Regions from separate parts of the Homo sapiens genome. Here regions 1 and 3 are each linked to region 2. The links are chromatin loops, found by intact Hi-C in ENCODE. Cell type or tissue: endothelial cell of umbilical vein. All regions are shown on one strand.

Region 1 (4,000 bases), 260 kb after region 2:
GGGTTAGGAGCACATCTGTTGGATCTTGGTTCTCACTATATTAACCTGTTGCCCCTAGAGTTTTCCTTGTGGTAAATACGTAAAAGTCTCTCACTCTGCCACTGTACATGGAATAGATTTGGAAAGGATACTTTCAGCACTTTGTTTCCATCACTAGAGTTAATTATTCCTGCTTACACAGTTAACACTCCTGCCATTAAAGTAAAATTGTGATCTCAGAGACCCTGCTTGCCAGCGTTATTTATCTTAAAAACATGGATGCAGAGGTAATGTTGACACCAGCTCAGAGCCACGTAGTCCTAGAGACGTCACAGTTTTGTAGACAGGATCCAAGTGCAAAAATGTGGCTGTTTCAGAAGGGCCCCTCTAGGAGCTTGGGAGAAATTCAGCACTAAAGTGGGACATTGGCTGAAGGCCTTCTTACCATGTTTGGAGATAGTACAATTTTGAGCAAGAGGAGTCATCGTATTTGGGTTTCTTGAGGCACCCAGATAAGGAAAGGGTAGGTAGAGAAAACGTAAACCCGTGAAGCAGTGCATTCCTCTTAGAAACTTCCTTTCTAGTGGTAGTGTGGCCTTCCCTGTTTCAGCTTGCACATTTTTCTTTCCTCTTTTGTTATAAGTGTCTCAAAAGCAGAGACTTTCTTCTACAGGTATGCTTCAGTTATCCAATTTACTTGCATCCAGGCTATTTAGAATTAACCATCTAACCAACTCAATGAAATTTTTAGAAAACTGAAACTTATCCCTTTAGGCTCCAAAATAGTTTTGTTTTATCAGCCGGGTGCGGTGGCTCACGCCTGTAATCCCAGCACTTTGGGAGGCCGAGGCGGGTGGATCACGAGGTCAGGAGATCGAGACCATCCTGGCTAACACGGTGAAACCCTGTCTCTACTAAAAAAAAATACAAAAAATTAGCTGGGTATGGTGGCAGGCGCCTGTAGTCCCAGCTACTCGGGAGGCTGAGACAGGAGAATGGCATGAACCCAGGAGGTGGAGCTTGCAGTGAGCCAAGATGGCGCCACTGCACTCCAGCCTGGGTGACAGAGTGAGACTCCTTCTCAAAAAAAAAAAAACACACAAAATAGTTTCATCTAACCAGGTTCTGGTTTATATAGGAATTATTTTAAACTCAATTTGCCTAATTTTCTAAATATGTATTATGCATAAGTTTTTTTTAATGAGTGCAGGTTAACATTATTTAAATGGTTGTACTGTCTATACTATGGTGATATTCTCAAGGATGTGAGACACATTTGGAGCTGCTTTGTATTAAGTATTCCCAAATTACTGTGCACTTTGATTTCTATATTGAAGTTATTGTTTAGGGCCTCTATAGTATTATACTGGTTGGATTGGCTGTGCATGTGTGTGTGGAGAGGAGGAGGTAATTTTGGGATTTCTGCCCACCACCATGATATTGGTTATTATTTCCTACTGCTATCACTTTTCACTGCTGTCATTTGGTCTGTGTAGTCTATTCCTCCCTTCTAATCTTCACTGAGCTAGAAAATGAGATAAACAGGCCTGTTAAAATTGCATTAGATATGAGCTAAAATGTACAAAAGAGTCCACATGCAGGCATAAATAGTGTTTGGATTTGAGGACAAGTCATCTTTTCCTTTTCATTTAATCCTTGGTTTCTAGAGACATTCTGACTTTTGATGTTGCTGGAAGATTTCAAAAAATTACTGGGCATTACTTTATCTTATTTCTATCCTAGTATGTTGCCTAATAGTGCTCAGAGTTCAATAGCACTTAGTTGCTTGTCATAGCCAAATTCGTTTCACTGATTTCTAAAAATAAGCCTTCCACCTCAGATACTCTGGATGTGAAGGCTGGGACTGGACACTGATCGGCTGGGCTCTTGCAGAGTGTGTTCATCAACAGTGGACTGGTGTTGACAAGGCAAGCCTGGAAGAAGAGTGGGAGAAGGGAGAAGGGTGGTGGAGTGTCCTGTGTGTAGTCCATTGTCAAGTCAGTAGGTAGTTACCATAAAATGATCAGTATCCACCCTCAAGTTGGGGATGCAAATCAAAAGCCCTGTTCCACCTGTCCACCTTGTAGGGAAGTCAAAAGCTTTGGAAAGAGTTTTTGCCTTCTCCCAGCAAAAATCTTTGGTCAGGAGGGGAGGAGCATATTCTTGGCTGAACTCATGCTGAGCTCATCGGAAGTGAAAACAATGAGAGGAGAAAAATTCTGTGTGTCAGTTCCATAGTCCCCAGGAGGCCGCATAAAGGGAAGGTCTTTTTGGACCCATTCTGAGGACTGAGTCATTTTCATGATTTGAGTGTGGAGTTCCTGGGTTAATGTATTATAGTCCAGCCATAGATTAATCTTTCCTTACTCCAGCAGCAGACCAGATTTATAAAGTATGACTCTGTTTTCAGATTCAAATTATTTTTAATAAGGTAAAAACAAAGATGAAGATAAATATTTTTAAAAACAGCATTAGCTGTAAGTTTTCAGCTCTTTTTTTAATGGAATCATACTTTTAGCACAGAATCTGCACAAGAGAAGAGGATATGAATCTGGGAGACGGAAACTCTGCTTTAACCCAGCTAACTCCATGGGAGCTAGAATAGACAGATGAGTTAGGCCTGTGAAGAACCCCCCAGTCTTACTTGGGACTGTACAGTCTTGCTGATAGATCCATGGATCTGCAGTCTGTGGGGAAAATTATTTCTTCCTTAAATGAATGTGGAATACTAAAATACATTATTCCTAGGAAAGGCTTTCCCTCAGTTGCTTCTGAATGATTAGTAGGTCCTCACTGGCAGACCAGATTCTATCACATGGGAGTGGAAGAGAGTTCCTTTCCACTCAAACCAGGCAGAGATCTCAGGCTTCCTGAGTTAGGATCTTTACCAGGTTCAGCTCTCTGTTGGAAGTAGAAAGGAAGAAGCCATTCTAGAAATCACTAATGAGAGGATTGAGCTTGTTTTCAGAAAGCTGGAAAGAAAAGACTTTGGCAAATCTCTTCAGGAAATTCCGTTTTCCTGAACAAGGGAGTCTGGTTATTGAGGAAAAGGAATTGTATGTGTCTAACAGGAGGCTAACAAGAAAGGAAGGACGTTTTTATCACTGAAACTTGAGCCAAAGAATTCCCCTAGAGTGACCTTCCTGGGAAGGGTAAAAAAAAAAAAAAAATATATATATATATATATATATATATATGTTAAGTCTCTGATGATAACAAGAGATTTTCCTCATTTTGAAATTCCCTACGTAGGTTTTACTTGAACTGAGATCATTCTGAATCTTAAACCAACCCCTCCTTTGCCCCCTGCTCCCCGCAAGAACCATGTGACTTCTCACTCAGAAAGTATTTGATGGTTTGGGCATCATACTGGTGAGCATTATCAAGAAACCTGGATGCACCTTCATTCACTTGTTTTTCATATGTATTTATATTGTTGTGTATTTGGGTCATGCTTCAGACTTGGCATTCTACCTCTCAGTGATAAAATGAACAATGGGGCCAGGCACAGTGGCTCACACCTATAATCATAGCATTCTGGGAGGCTGATGTGGGCAGATCACTTGAGCCCAGGAGTTCGAGACCAGCCTGGGCAACAAAATGAGGCGGCCCTTCTATAAAAAATAAATAAATTAGCTAGGCATGACGGCACATGCTGTGGTCCCAGCTTACACAGGAGGCTGACGCAGGAGGATCACTTGATCCTAGGACGTTGACGCTGCAGTGAGCTGCGTCCATGCCACCGCAGTCCAGCGTGTAACAGAGTGAGACCCTGTCTCAAAAAAAAAAGAAAGAAAGACAGAGAGAGAGGGAGGGAGGGAGAGAGAGAGAGAGAGAGAAAGAAAGAGAGAAAGAAAAGAAAGGAAGGAAGGAAAGAAAAGAAAGAAAGAGAAAGAAAGAACGAACGAACGAACAATGGGAAAAATTGACTGACAGACCTCTTTAGGGTCTGCGAGTTTCTCATAGTGGTTCACTTCACCCAGTGGTGCATATAAAGCACCCAAACCAGTTGGTCTTTTCC
Region 2 (4,000 bases):
TCGAGATGGAGTTTGCTCTTGTTGCCCAAGGCTGGAGTGCAATGGTGTGATCTCGGCTCACTGCAACCTCCGCCTCCCGGGTTCAAGCAATTCTCCTGCCTCAGCCTCCCGAGGAGCTGGGATTACAGGCATTACAGACGTGTGCCACCATGCCTGGCTAATTTTTTGCATTTCCAGTAGAAACGGGGTTTCACCATGTTAGCCAGGCTGGTCTCTAACTCCTGACCTCAGGTGAACCACCCACCTCAGCCTCCCAAAGTGCTGGGATTACAGGTGTGAGCCACTGCGCCCGGCCTTTTTTTTTTTTTTTTTTTTTTTTTTTTAAGAGACAGAGTCTTGTTCTTTCACCCAGGCTGGGGTGCAGTGACATGATCATAACTCACTGTAACCTTGAACTCCTGGGCTAAAGCGATCCTCCTGCCTCCATCTCCTGAGTAAGCTAGGAATACAGGCACATGCCATCATGCCCAGCTCAGTTTTATTATTTTTTTTTTTTTTGTAGAGACAGGGTCTCACTATGTTGCCAAGGCTGGTCTTGAACTCCTGGCCTCAAGCTATCCTCCCACCTAAGCCTCCCAAAGTGTTGGATTATAGGTGTGAGACACCTTGTCCAGCACCTGTTTTTCCTTTTTGATGTCAGATCCCTCTGAATAACAAGTTATTTGCCTTTTTTTCCCTCCATAAGACTGTGAGCACCTTGAGAGCTGCGAGAACATCTCACTTATCTTTGTATCTCTGATGTTTAGGACAGTGTCCAGCTCAAAGTGTCTATAAATGTATGTTGCATTGAATAGTGGAGGGAAGCTTTAAATACATTTACTGCAGACAGATGTATGCTTAGCATATTTAATTGGGAGACATTATTAGAAAGTGGAGATGGATAAAGAAAGGAATTTTTGTGGATATGATATAGAGAATTTTTGTTTCCTAAGGATTTAAAATTTTTGTTTGTTTATTTATTTGTTTATTTTTTAGAGATGGGGTCTTGCAGTGTTGCCTAGGCTTGTCTTGAACTGCTGCCTTCAAGTGATCCTCCTGCCTCAGCCTCCTGAGTATGTGGAATTACAGGCATGAGCCACTGCACCCAACTTGCCTAACAATTTTTAGAGTAACAGTTATTTTGCGGTTCCTTTACGTGGAGAACCTTTAGAAGTGTTCCATCTGACTACCTTGGACAAGGCACTGTGACCTTCTTTGTAGCAGAGACTAAAGACACCTGCCCATTTCCCTCAAATGGAGGGATATCCCTCAGTAAAGGAAGGAGCTCAGAATTAGATTGGGGGTAGAGAAAGGAAGCATTGAGTCCCTCCTAGCCCTGCACTGTGGAAATGTAAAGCTATTATTATGATAATTGCTGTTGGCAAACAAGAAAATTCTCAGCCTCTGGTTTGTACCTACACCCAGTCACAACCTCAGGTTGGGTGGATGCAGACTTTAAATATTGGGGTCACCTGTAGCTGTTGGAAAAGGTCCCTGTGGTTTCTCTGGGTGTTGTGCAAGCATTACTTTTTTGGCTCTTTTCCCTGTATCCATCAGTAAAAAGTAGGAAGTTTGAGGAGCTGTGCTTTCGGTTGGCATTAGGCATTGGAGTGCCTTTATTTCCTACATTTAACTGGTAAATATCCAACACTCCATAACAGGATGGCCCTGCTTGGAAATTCTTACCTAGGGAGTGACTGAAGCCTAAGAGGAACTGCACAGCCCCCTGTATTGAAAACGGAGTAGTCATTTCCTAGAGCATGGCTTGGATCCTGATCAGCTGATTTCCTGTCTCTACAGGGATGTGATGTGATTCCTCCCCCTTCCTTCTGGAAGAAATGGATATTTTTTTTCATTTCCTGTTTGATAGCATATTTTCTGAGTACCAGGAGACACTTGATGACTATAAAACATTTGATGTGTGGGGGGTGGGAAGGAAGGAGGCTTTTGTTTTCAGCAGAATGGCTTTCATTTGAGGAATTCAAAGCACATACATGAACCCAAGCTGTTTTGTTCCCATGGGAGAGACACAGGCTCTAAGAAGATTGTTTCGAATCCCTTTCCTGGGCTGTGTCTACTTGACCTGCACTGGTAGAGCCCCTTCTCCCCCATAGGTTAGAAAAGCTCGGTCCCTCATGGAGCTCTGCATGCTGTGGATTCTGCTCTTGCCACATCCGCTACTCAGCCCTTTTTGTGCCTAAATCCGCTGGAGAGCAACTATTAGTCCCTGGGGGAAGTGACACCACCCTTGGAATGGAACCTGGCTGGATGCCCCTTGATCCCTGACTGAGTGACACAGACTGGGACAGGAATCTGGCTGTCCAGATTTCCTGTCCTCTGTCCTCACTAGCCGACTTGGCTGCTTCCACCCTGGGGCTGGGGGTATGGGGTGTGGTGGGAGCTGGTTGCTAACAAGCAGCGCCGCCTGTGGACCTGCACAGCCACTTGTTTTCCTAGCCAAGAGCTACCCGTCCAGTCTGGCCTGTTCCTGATCCATCTGGAGTGAGAGCAGAGACCTGGAAGAGAGATCAGTGGGGAGGCAGTCATTGTGATCCCTTTTGTTTGTAGTGAAGCTTTGCTTAGTGTTTGAGGGCCTGGGGTTTAATTTTGTAACAGACTCTTACTATAGTTGTGTGTGTTTAACTATAAGATTTTCTTTTCTTCTCTTTTCTCCTTCCTCGTCCTCCTCCTCATCCTTTCTCCTCCTCCTCCTCCTCCTTCTTCCTGTCTGTTTTTATTTTTCCCAACTTTATAAAGGTATAATTGATATATAAAAATTGTATATCTTTATGGTGTACAATGTGATGTTTTGATATATGTAAACATTGTGGAATGATTAAATCAAGCTAGTTAACATCTGTCACTTCACATAGTTTTGTGTGATGAGAATATTTAAGATTTACTACTTCCAGAATTTTCAAGTACGATACATTGTTTGCTGTACAATACATCTCCAGAACTTATTCATTTTTTCTAGAGTTGCTTTTTCTTAAATAAATTATTAGGTTTCTTCTTGACCTTGAAGAAGTCCAGAAAAATTCTTACAAAATAGGGAATTGCATGGTAGGTAGGTTATGAGAAGTTTCATTTTTGGGTTTTGTGAATACTACGAACAGCTTTTCCTAGTTTGCTAGGGATTTGCGTGGCCAGGTATTTGCTGCATTTAAAGTTCTTAGATATTATCATCAGAAGAACAGTCTTTTTTTTTTTTTTTTTTTTTTTTGAGATGGGGTCTCGCTCTGTCCGCCAGGCTAGAGTGCAGTGGCGGGATCTCAGCTCACTGCAAGCTCCGCCTCCCGGGTTCATGCCATTCTCTTGCCTCAGCCTCCCGAGTAGCTGGGACTACAGGCGCCCGCCACCACGCCCGGCTAATTTTTTTTTTTTGTATTTTTAGTAGAGACGGGGTTTCACTGTGTTAGCCAGGATGGTTTCGATCTCCTGACCTCGTGATCCGCCCACCTCGGCCTCCCAAAGTGCTGGGATTACAGGCATGAGCTACCGCACCCGGCCAGAAGAACAGTCTTAACAAGAATAAGTGGAATCAGGGAGCATGCCTCTAACATTTAACAGTACATTCTTCCTTTTACCTCTGTTGTTGACCATGTGCCTTCTTGCTCCAGGGGTTTTCAGTTTTCTTTTATTTTGTTGTATCAGATACATTTTCCCTCTAGGGTAGAAAGCAGCATCTTACAGTGGAAAGGAACCCTGGCTTTGGGTCTTACTGGCTCTGTGGTCTTAAACAGTCATGTAACCCCTTTCAACTGTGTGCTTTTCCTAATTCCCCATTTGTAAAATATTGGTGGTGATAACCATCTTGCAGGGTTTTTGTAAAGGTTAAATGAGTTAATATACGTAAAACACATTGGTTGGCACATAGTATGTAATTGTAGCTTGTTTTTTATTAGTAGGAGTCATAATAACAATACGCTTGATTTTTTTATGATAAAATACACTAATATAACATTTAGCATTTTAGCCATCTGTAAGGGTAAATATAGTGGCATCAAGTACATTCACTTGA
Region 3 (4,000 bases), 190 kb after region 2:
GATGAGAAAACCAACACTTACTCTGGCTAAATGACTTATTTTGGTTTCATATGTTATAAGTGGTGAAGCCAGGTTTCAAACACAAGTTCTATGCACATTTCTCTATAGAGTACTGCCTGTCCTTGGCATCCCAGTGTGTATCAGGAAAGCAGAGACCATGACATGTGGAGGCAGTCCTGGCACAAACATTCCAGGGCACAATCACATATACAATGTGGAAATAGCTGTAGACCGTGTCCTTGTTTCCCACCTTAGACTGACTCCTTTTTAGCATGGAAAGTATACAACCTGTTTCTGTACTTATGTTTCCACAGCACTGGCTTAGTGATGTGAAGGACAAGAATTCAGTGTTTTCAGTCCTGGATGAGGAAATTGCCAAGGCCAAGGTAGTGGCAGAGCAGATGAGTCGTCTGACACCAGAGCGAAATCTGGATTTGGAGCGCTATCAGGAAAAAGGCTCCCAGCTGCAGGAGCGTTGGCACCGAGTCATTGCCCAGCTCGAGATTCGGTGAGTGGTGGCCCCACCTTTTTCTCCTATTAGAGTTCAGGGACTAGGTCTTAAACAAAAACAGAGTTATATCTGTACATTTATATTTAAAGGTGGAAATGGATAGGGAGGGGTGGAAATTTAAAAACCACATAAATTCTGGACAAGTAAGTGACAGAAAGGTGAGACCGGCAATCTCAAAGCAGATGTAATGCCTCTCCTGTGTCCCAGGTCTTTTCTAGTTAAGCCACTGATGACAATGGCTTCCTGGAATGTAGACTTGAAAGGTCCCTGGTGATCTTTTCTCAAGGACAAAACCTATACTCTAGTTCTTGTTTTATTAGCTTTGTATCCAAATATGAGCCATTTTTTATGATGGAGCTTTACAGAATTTCTTGCTTTCATCTCATTTGCTAATTCAGTAATTTTTCATCTCTGTTACTAGAGGTCCTGCTTCTAATGACAGATGTAAATAGGAAGGACAGAAACTGCACCTTTTGGAGGCTAAGCTGGTTAGGGAAATTTGTAGGGAGAGGAGCTTAACAACTCATAAGTTTTCATTCTAATTGAAGTCTTATCACAAAGCTGGTTAGACTAGAGAAGTGATATGACTTATTGGAAGTAGCAGGAAATAATGACTATTTTTCACTTCTCTCCCCTCTCTCCTTGAGAAATTATAGTGATTCATAAATCATAGCTGTGCTGTACTGACAGGTACTCTGTCATCAGGGAATAGAACTGTACAGCCAATACTACCTTATTGGTCACCCTGGTAATTCTTGGCAACCTAGGTGAAAAATTTGACAAGGATTATTGTGGGATGCTAGACCACAAGGCAGCATCCAGGGCTAGCAGGTCACAACTGGTTTCTACTCACTTTTTTGACCATAGGGCACTGGTACATGCATAGGTCTCACTCAGCCTTGCATCGCTGTTCCCCGTAGATAAAGATGGATCGTTTGTGGTCAAGCCCAGCTGGATACATGGGTTAAAGAGGGAATTACCTCATTTACTTTATTGTATTTGTACCAAGGTATCTGATAGCAGTTTCCCTTTGTTCTTCTAGCCAATCTGAGCTAGAAAGTATCCAGGAAGTTCTGGGAGATTACCGAGCCTGCCATGGAACTCTCATCAAGTGGATTGAGGAAACCACTGCCCAGCAGGAAATGATGAAGCCAGGCCAGGCAGAGGATAGCAGAGTGCTTTCGGAGCAGCTCAGCCAGCAGACGGTGAGTGTGGTAGTAGCTCTGGCGAGAAGAGTTAGAAATTTAAATTTTCTTTATCATAAAAGAAAATGATGTACTGGCAATTAAAGCTTCCTCCAAATGGAAGATATCCAAATTCCCTTTTCTTTGAGTGGTTTGAGCAGGATCGTCCCAAGATACTGGTTTTGCATTTAGACTAGAGAACCTGTAAGGTACCTTCAGTTCTGAGTTTCTGTAACTGTATTGAAACCACTAGATGGACAGATTAAAATTATCTTTATTTTGTTTTTTTTTATATTACATTTTATTTTACTAGGATTAGATATGGGGTTTTGAAAACCAAGGGAAAATTGTAAGTAGAAGAAAATGATTCTTTTTTTTTTGAAAATGATTTATTTTAAGCATTTTTTTTTTGTTGGTATTTTGTTTTGTTTTGTTTTGTTTAGCATTATGGTTAAGAGTATGAGATCTGGAGTTGTATTGCCTGGATTCCAATTCTGGCTCACTTACCTACTATAAGCCTTTGAAGAAGTTATTTAGCTTCTCAGTGTTCTACTTCCTTATCAGTAAAATGGACATAGTTTGTTATTTATTTAACCTACCTTATGAGATTATCGTTGCTAGGATTAACTGAAGTGATACATGTAAAATACTTAGAATAGTGGTTCTCAAAGTGTGGACCCCAGACTAGCAGCATCCGTATCACCTGGGGACATGTTAGGAATGCAAGTTCTTGGGTTGGGCACAGTGGCTTCTGCCTGTAATTGCAGCACTTTGGGAGGCCGAGGCATGGGGATCACTTGAGGATAGGAATTTGAGACCAGCCTGGTTAAGAAAGCGAGAACTTGTTTCTACAAAAGATTAAAAAGACAAAAAAGTGCAAATTTGTGAACCCAAACCCACTGAACCAGAAACTCTGGAGGTGAGGCCCAGCAGTATGTGTTTTAACCACCCTTTCCAGCAATTCTGATGCAGCTAAGGTTTGGAAACTACTGCCTTAGAACATAGTAAATGTTCAGCTCTTTCAATGGTGGTAATGGCAATGATAATGTTGTGATATTTTGCTTCCTAGGCCCTATTTGCAGAAATTGAGAGAAATCAGACAAAACTGGATCAATGTCAAAAATTTTCCCAGCAGTACTCTACTATTGTAAAGGTAACTTTACCACATCCCAAAAAGAACATGAATCATCACCAGCTCAGGAAAACCTACATCTTCACTGTAGGTTCTGTTTCTAGACAAATTAAGCAGAGTTCTTATGCTACAAGCTGGCCTGATCCTTCAGTTAAGCAGATGTGTATTTCCTGCAACCCCATGTTTGGGGTTGCTTGGAGAAGTAGCAGACGTTGGCTGTGATTTGAGGAGTCTCCATTTGCGTGACCGTAGGCCCTTTAAACTTAACATGGCAAAAACAGAATGTTTGAGTTTTCTTCTTAAATATGCTTCTTACTTGTCTTTCCTATCTCAGGAAATAGTATGGCCATTTTTTTCTAATTGCTGAGGCAAAAAACCCAGGAGTCATCCTAAACTGTTCTCTTTGCCTTAAGCTTTATATTCTCCGTTGGCTCTTGTCTTCAAACATGTCCCACATCTGACTGCCTGCCGTTATCTCCCCTCTATTTCCCTAGTTCACATTCCAGTGAAGAATCTTCTTTAGACTACTACAGTACCCTCTGAGCTGGTCTCTTGCTTCTGCTCTGGCCCCCACAGGCTATTTTCCCACAGAGTAGCCAAAATCCCCTTTTTAGAACATATTGCATGTCACTGAATCTTAGACTCCATTGATTACAAGCTACACCATAATTTTCTGCATGCCAAAAAGAGGAAAAAAGAAGAAACTCTGCCAGTTATGTGACATGCCATTGATTCTAAAATATGTTCCAATTTGAAAGACTAAAATGTGGAGAAAATGTGTACCTTAGAATAGATGAAATACAGCAAATAAGATCATGTCACTCTCCTGCTCAAAACTGTCCAATGGCTTCATATCATAGTCGTAATAAAATTCTAAATTCTTACATGGTTTATAAGGCCGTGAATGATTTAGCTCTCCCCTATTTCTCTTAGAATATCTTTAAGGAAAAATGACTTGAGGCCAGGTGTGGTGGCTTATACCTGTAATCCCTGCACTTTAGGAGGCCAAGGCAAGAGGGTTACTTGATCCCAGAAGTTTGAGACCAGCCTGGGCAACATATCAAGATCCCATCTGTAAAAAAAAAAATTTTAAATTAGCTGGATGTAGTGGTGTGCACCTGTAGTCCCAGCTCCTCAAGAGGCTGAGGTAGGAGGCTCACTTGAGCCTGGGAC

What was found. Peaks named below come from ENCODE experiments on the same cell type or tissue, not always from the same donor. Only the 100,000 strongest peaks of a DNase experiment are listed, where the experiment ranks them.
Region 1: a loop joins it to region 2, with 11 times the contacts of the local background. A loop is called at or near these places in 1 of 110 quality-filtered maps.
Region 3: it touches region 2 in a loop (7-fold over the local background); 1 of 110 quality-filtered maps calls a loop at or near these places.

Annotation. Positions count from the first base shown.
Region 1 is chr1:39,390,049-39,394,048 of GRCh38, forward strand. The region is part of intron 58 of MACF1 (microtubule actin crosslinking factor 1); the gene reads left to right. Among named protein-coding and RNA genes, the nearest start is that of BMP8A, 100 kb to the right of the region's middle. In endothelial cell of umbilical vein, no CTCF peak of the experiment used is centred here; DNase peaks (open chromatin) are centred at 2,193, 2,983 and 3,328; H3K27ac peaks cover 2,750 bases.
Region 2 is chr1:39,130,857-39,134,856 of GRCh38, forward strand. It overlaps a transcript of MACF1 not described here. Among named protein-coding and RNA genes, the nearest start is that of MACF1, 72 kb to the right of the region's middle. RefSeq lists enhancers at 2,261-2,555, 3,041-3,808. In endothelial cell of umbilical vein, a CTCF peak has its summit at 2,425; DNase peaks (open chromatin) are centred at 1,795 and 2,275; H3K27ac peaks cover 3,887 bases.
Region 3 is chr1:39,316,900-39,320,899 of GRCh38, forward strand. MACF1 (microtubule actin crosslinking factor 1) reads left to right here. Exons shown (of 101, transcript NM_001394062.1): 29 at 315-508; 30 at 1,554-1,716; 31 at 2,765-2,848. Among named protein-coding and RNA genes, the nearest start is that of MACF1, 110 kb to the left of the region's middle. In endothelial cell of umbilical vein, no CTCF peak of the experiment used is centred here; a DNase peak (open chromatin) is centred at 1,602; H3K27ac peaks cover 2,513 bases.